Regions from separate parts of the Homo sapiens genome. Here region 1 is linked to region 2. The links are chromatin contacts, found by Hi-C or POLR2A ChIA-PET in ENCODE. All regions are on one chromosome and are shown on one strand. The core of a region is the stretch at or near the end of the contact, and the rest is flanking DNA. Distances in the headings are between cores, read along the strand shown. Region 1 overlaps CSPG4 (chondroitin sulfate proteoglycan 4). Region 2 holds the start of IMP3 (IMP U3 small nucleolar ribonucleoprotein 3).

Evidence for each region. A loop is a pair of places that touch in the nucleus more often than their neighbours do. ChIA-PET counts read pairs that join two places held with the same protein, here RNA polymerase II (POLR2A). Pooled maps may share reads with other maps.
Region 1: a pooled map shows a loop between it and region 2 (2.8-fold over the local background). The contact joins the enhancer-like site here to the promoter of IMP3 in region 2. A Hi-C loop is called at or near these places in 4 of 50 pooled maps. POLR2A ChIA-PET finds 5 or more read pairs at or near these places in 7 of 52 experiments (AG04450, H1, HEK293T and 4 more).

Annotation. Positions count from the first base shown.
Region 1 is chr15:75,699,128-75,702,303 of GRCh38, forward strand. The region is part of intron 1 of CSPG4 (chondroitin sulfate proteoglycan 4); the gene reads right to left. Among named protein-coding and RNA genes, the nearest start is that of CSPG4, 12 kb to the right of the region's middle. RefSeq lists silencers at 1,018-1,107, 1,238-1,287 and enhancers at 1,615-2,114, 2,122-3,047. Within about 2 kb of position 1,349, at least 11 of the 41 ENCODE cell types and tissues checked have a DNase peak (open chromatin) inside an H3K27ac peak, as active enhancers do.
Region 2 is chr15:75,638,711-75,641,548 of GRCh38, forward strand. IMP3 (IMP U3 small nucleolar ribonucleoprotein 3) reads right to left here and starts at 1,514. Exons shown (of 1, transcript NM_018285.4): 1 at 383-1,514. The coding sequence starts at 1,458. The coding sequence ends at 904. RefSeq lists an enhancer at 1,159-1,218 and a silencer at 1,509-1,668.

The DNA of each region.
Region 1 (3,176 bases), core at 99-2,598, 60 kb after region 2:
AGGTTAGTTCCAAATCCCATGGAGCTTACAACAGCAGCCATCATCTCAGGAGACACTGCTTTATCCCAGTGGGGTGCTGGAGTGCTAGGCACCTGCTCAGGTGACTGCCTCCACGTCTAAATGCTGCAGAGACCTCTGTCGGGGTCAGGGCAGCACCAAAAACTCTTGAGCCAAGAGACACACACTCAGGTCAGCTGACCTTCTGTTTAGTTGCCTTTCTGGTCCCTTGCAAGGCCAAGGGGGCCAGGGAGGAAAACAGTTTCCTCAGCTATTGGCTGGGCCCTGACCCTGGTCACTGGCCTCAGCTACCATCCTCTAACCAAGCGCTTTGAGTCACCCACGTAGAGGGGCATGTGCTGGGGAACATTTCCAGTTGAGGGAACCCGTCTGGAAGATGAGTGGAAGCAGGGGCAGGTGGGGTGGGAGAAGCTGAGCTTGGTCCACAGAGGCTGATAGGGGCTGCACCCTGGGCTCCCAGCCACATGTCCCAACCCTGGGGCCTTGTGGAGCACAGAGGAAGCAGGAGGGGAAATGAGAGGTTTTGAGGGAAGAAGCAGCCCAGAGTCCACCCAGGCGGGAGGGCTGGGCCGGGGGAGGAGGAAGCGGGGCCTCAATGGTGTCTTTGTGGAAGTCTTGCTGCTCCCCAGGCCTCAGGCGAGGAGGGTGGGGTGGCTGCGGTGGGGAGCGGTTCCAAGAGGCTTTTCCCTGCCTTATAATCTTCCCTCTTGGACAGGGAGATGGGTGGGTTTCCAGGCTCCATCCGTACCCTCCTTTCCCCCACTTTCCTGGCCCTAGAGGACCTGGGACCCTCACCTCAGTGGACCCAGGCTGGGGTAGGGTTTCTGGCAGGGAAGAGAAGAGTGAAGGACCCTCACTTGGCACTGGGCCTGCACAGCCCCCCAGCCCTAGCAGGGCTCCTGGGAGGCATCTCCCATGTTACAGGTGAGGAAACTGAGGCTCAGAGAGGGCAGTCCTCCGTGCTAGCCTGTGGAGCAGCGGCAGGGCTGGGACTTAAGCTCCTGTGGGTGTGGCTCCAGAGCTAGGGGCTGTGGGTGTCAGCAGGGCACATGCACCGTGTGTGCACCCAGAGAGGCGTGGTGGGTTTGCTTGCTGCCTGTGAATCGGAAGTGGAGCATCTGCCAATGGCCCCAGTGGGAGGAGGGTGTGAGAGCTGGACCCCAGCCTGGGGAACACACACTCTTTCCCTTCCTGTCCCCTGGGACTCTTCTGTCAGGGCCGGGTGGAGGGGGCAGCGAGGAGGGGGGGACAGCGAGGAGGGGAGGGAAGCATCTGCTCTCCTTGGGCGGTTTGGCAGCCCCTCCTCTGTGGCTCTGGGGCTGGCCGAATCGGGAGGGCCCTTCTGCAGGGGCTGGCGGGGGATGACTAGGTCCAGAAGCCAGTGATAAGTGCCAGCCCTGCCCACTGGTGACTTGGAGGTCTGGGAGGAGGGTGGAGAGACAGGGGTCTGGGTGGGAGCTGCCCCCAGGAGGCTGAGGGCCAGGCTCTCTCCTGGGCTGTGTCCAGGACCAGGCAGCCCATGGCTCATCTCTGAGTTCCCCTTGGCTCTGGCAGCAGAAACTGCTGAAGACAGGGCTGCTGGGGCGGCGTCTCGGGGCTTCCCCAGCCTGGCGGGCTGGGTCTGGAGATAGTGAGTGTGTGAGTTGGGATGGGGGAAGAACAGAGGAAATGGTGACTGTGGGTCTGGACGGCTGCCTGGACCTGAAATCTGGTGGCACAACTTGTGCACAGTAGCCTTGTGTGCCTCCTCCTCAGTTCCCCCATCTGAATACAGAGGGTGGGCTCACCCCACAGACAGAAGTCCATGTCCAGGGCAGAAGCCTGGGTCAGGGCTCACACCCCCAGCACACACACAGGGCTCAGAGCCATGTGCTTCCATGCTTTCCCTGGCCTCAGTGTCCCCATCTGTAAAAGGGGACCTGGATAGAGGGACTGACACACATCTGGCCTCTGACCAGCCCAGCAGACTGGCAAGAGGTGTGGCCACTACCGTGGGTACAGTAGAGCCACCTCTGGCCTAAATGGCCACAGGTCTAGCCAGACTGGAAGCTCTTGAGGACAGGACCAGGGCCCACATCTCCTTCCCAGGGCATCTGTGCAGCAAGAAGGCCATGGACCTGTGATGAGGGAGGTGATGTCAGCATCTAAGGGAACGAAAGGATCAAATGAGATGGCATTTGTCCCGTGTGAGGGTTTTTCTATCAGGCAGAGCTGTCCCACCACAGCAAGTCCCAGCACTGGTGGTGCTCCAGTGGGAGGGCGTTGCCGGGGGGTGCACCAGGAAACCTCAGTGTCCTTGCTAGTGAAGCTCTGGGCTACCCAGGCCCATCAGAGATCCCGAGACTGAGACCTCTCTTCCTGGGCAGGCCTGACTCCTCCTGGAATAGGTTCCTGCCTAGCACCCCCACCTGCCAACTGCCTGGAAGCCTGCAGCCTGTGGGCCCCCCCTGGAGCTGTGCCCACCGCCACCACACTCCCTCTGGCCCTCCTTTTCTCTCCCGGCCTCAGGCCCAGCCTCTGCTAATGCACCACGTCTCTCTCACTGGCACCAACTCTCCAGGGCTCCAGGCCCACTGCCAGTGTCCCTCAGATGTCCATGGCAGGAACACCCACAGGAACCCCCAAGCCCAACCCCACCCAAAGCAAGGAGGACTCAGTGTACTCTCCCCTACAGCTGGCTCGCCAGCCCCGTGAAGGCCCGACTGTCCACCTGTTGCTGAGTAGACATCTGAGGGTCGCACTGAACTCTCCTCCTCCTCCCTCCCCACAGCCACTGCTGATTAATACTCAGGTTCCATCCATCCAGTCCCCAAATTCTCCTTCAACTTCATCTTCCTCTCTTGCTCCCTGGTCCATCCATAAGGCGGCTGGCCACCGTCCTCGGTCTGGCTTAATCAATCTCCTGACTCCCTTTGCTAATAGCAGCCCCAGTTAACCCAAACTGAAAGCCACTCCCTCAGCCTCCCTTGCCTTTGGTGGCTCCCATTGCCCCAGGGTCAGGCCCCCACCCCCGGGTGGCACTGAAGGCCAGGGTGCCCTCAACTCTGCCTGCAGGGTCTCTTGCTCTCTTCCAAGGACACTCCACGCCTCCGTCTCACTAGACTCTGCACTGACTCCGTGCACACCTAGCAGGGCCGACCTGCTGCCTTCGCTCAGGC
Region 2 (2,838 bases), core at 264-2,763:
GCTGCTGACTCTATTCTTCTCTGGGCTCCTGGGACGTATAAATATGACTCTATGTAAGAAAACCAGAGGCTGGGCGCAGTTTGCTCATGCCTGTAATCCCAGCACTTTGGGAGGCCGAGGCGGGCGGATCACGAGTTCAGGAGTTCCAGACCAGCCTGGCCAACATGGTGAAACCCTGACTCTACTAAAACCACAAAAATTAGCCGGGCGCGGTGGCGGGCGCCTATACTCCTAGCTACTCGGGAGGCTGAGGCAGGAAAATTGCTTGAACCCGGGAGGCGGAGGTTGCAGTGAGCCGAGATCGCGCCACTGCACTCCAGCCTGGGTGACAGAGCAAGACTCCGTCTCTAGAGAAAAAAAGAAAACCAGACAGATTAAAAAGTTGCACTTACAAAGCAGTTGGGGCATTTATTGACATTTAAACAAGGGAGGAGATCCTGAACACTAGTCTCGCTCAGTTTATAAAAACTTGAGGCCAAACTCTCCATCATCTGTACACAGCTTAACCACGGCCAGGAGCAAGAATTCGAGTTAAACGAATTGAACCAGTCCAACCACAAGACGATAAAGGGAAACAGGGCGTGGGGATTTCCAGTTTTTCCTTTTACATTACAAAGTTTCCAACACAAGAAGCCAACAATACCCCAGTGCTGCACCAAGTTACTTCCCACTGTTTCCCAAGGCACAGTCAATTAATAATCAGTAGTCCAAGTTCTAAGAACATTCCCTGGAAAACAAGGACGCACCTCCCGTGGCTCTATGCATGGCCTGCCACTGATGAATCAAATTCTTAAGAACCTACGACCGTCTGATACCCTTGAGGAGAGCACCCTCATAGAATCTCCAGCATCAGGCCTCAGTTTTCCCATCTGTAAAAGACAGCCATGCAAAGTGGGAGATCCGCTAGGCTTCCAGATCGAAGTCATCGCGCTCCTCATTGTACTCTAGCACGTGCCGCTTGATCTTGGACGAGTCCACCCAAGTGACAAAGTCCTCCATGCTGCGCGTGACAAGGAAGGCGGGGTCGGTAACCACGTCAGGGCCCACGCGTACGTGCCCTTGCTCCACAAAGGCCACGGCAGCCTGAAGGTGCTGCGCCATGCGCAGCTTGAGGAGCACGGTGGGGAGGCGGCGGCGGCAGAAGGACGAGGCCGTGACGAAGTCGCAGAGCTCCAGCGAACCGCGCGTGGGCACCAAGCCGAGAGCATACAGCTTGTCCAGCAGCGCGGCCGAAGCGCGCACGCGGAACTGGTCGCGTTCGGGCAGGTCGCGCAGGCGCCGCGCCAGCTCACGCACGGCACGGCTCAGCTGGTTGTAGCGCGTGTAGTCCTCCCGCCGCTGCAGCCGGTAACGCCGCAGCACGCGCAGCTCGTGCAGGTTGTGGTCGGTGACCTCCCAGTTCAGGAAGTCCACCTGCTTCAGCAGCTTCTGCTCGTGGAACTTAAGCTTCCGCACCATGATGGCGGCAGCCGCAGCCGCAGGACCCGAAGCTGAGAGCGCGTTCTGGCATCCGCGCGATTTCCGCCGCGGCGCCCCAAGACCTGGACGGCCTGGGACCCTGGGCCAATGAAAGAAAGACTTAAAGTCACGCCCTCACTTCCCATTGGCCAGGGTGGGACCACGCCTCTGCACTGGGATCTCGCGTTTCTTCTTTTCTTCGCGTTTGCGAGGGAGGGGGTAGAAGCACCGGAGGTGGGTGGTTGGGAGCGGGTCCCTAGGCGGTTCCGCGCGGTTTTTAGTAGCCAAGACTGTATCCCTTTCTGCGGCAATCATTTCCTCCTAGACTTCTGTCCTTTGGGGACTTTCAGAGTCTCCCCCGCAAGAGCTGAAGAGGCCATTTCTGGGGAAGAGGGGTGACTGCGGCTTGTTGATTGGGTTTACTGTGCTAACTTGCACTGGGCTCCTGCCATGCCTTGGGGGAGCTTGCCGGAGCCGGCTCTCCTGGGGCTGACCTGGTAGTCCCCGCCGCCCGCCAGCGTCAGGTCCTTCACCTGGCATGCAGAGCGATCTCTCATTGTCAAGTTGGGATAGGTGGCACCGAACCCATGAAATACTGATTGGCTGCTTCCTAGGCCCACAGAAAAGGGATCTATAAGGGAGTCGCCTGGAAATCTGTATTATTAACTAAAGTGTCAGATGATTCATAAAACCCAGCAAGTTTGAGAAACTTGGACTATAACTACAAGTCCAAACCCTTTAGTCTGTGCTCAAATGAATTATCCTGACATGAATTTCTGGCCACCAAGCATTGAGTTAACAAATTTAATGCTGTTTCCGCTAGTTGCATCTGTAAGTTACATCTGAGTATAGCGCTGCAGACCTAACCCCTTTTTGCCCGGGCATTTGACGCCACCTAGCTTCTCACTGATCATTTTTGTTTTGTATGCTTTTCATTGTCTTTTACAATACAATATTTGAGGGTTGGGCGCGGTGGCACATGCCTGTAATCCCAGCACTTTGGGAGGCTGAGGTGGGAGGATCATTTGAGGCCAGGAGTTCAAGACCAACCTAGGCAAAAAAAAAAAGAAAAAAGAAGCGAGATCCCACCTCTGTAAAAAATCTTAAAGAATTAGCCAAGCATGGTGGTGCGCACCTGTAGTCCTGACTACCTGGGAGGCTGAGGGGGAAGGATCATTTGAGCCCAGGACTTGTAGGCTGCATTGAGCTACAATGGTGCCACCGCACCCCAGCTTGCACAACAGAGCCAGACCCTGTCTCAAAAAGATATATATATATATATAAAATATTCGATATCTGGAAAATAATATAATATGTAAATTATAAAGTATAATAAATACTCATAAACTTAGCCAGTTTAAGAAAACATCACCAGGCTAG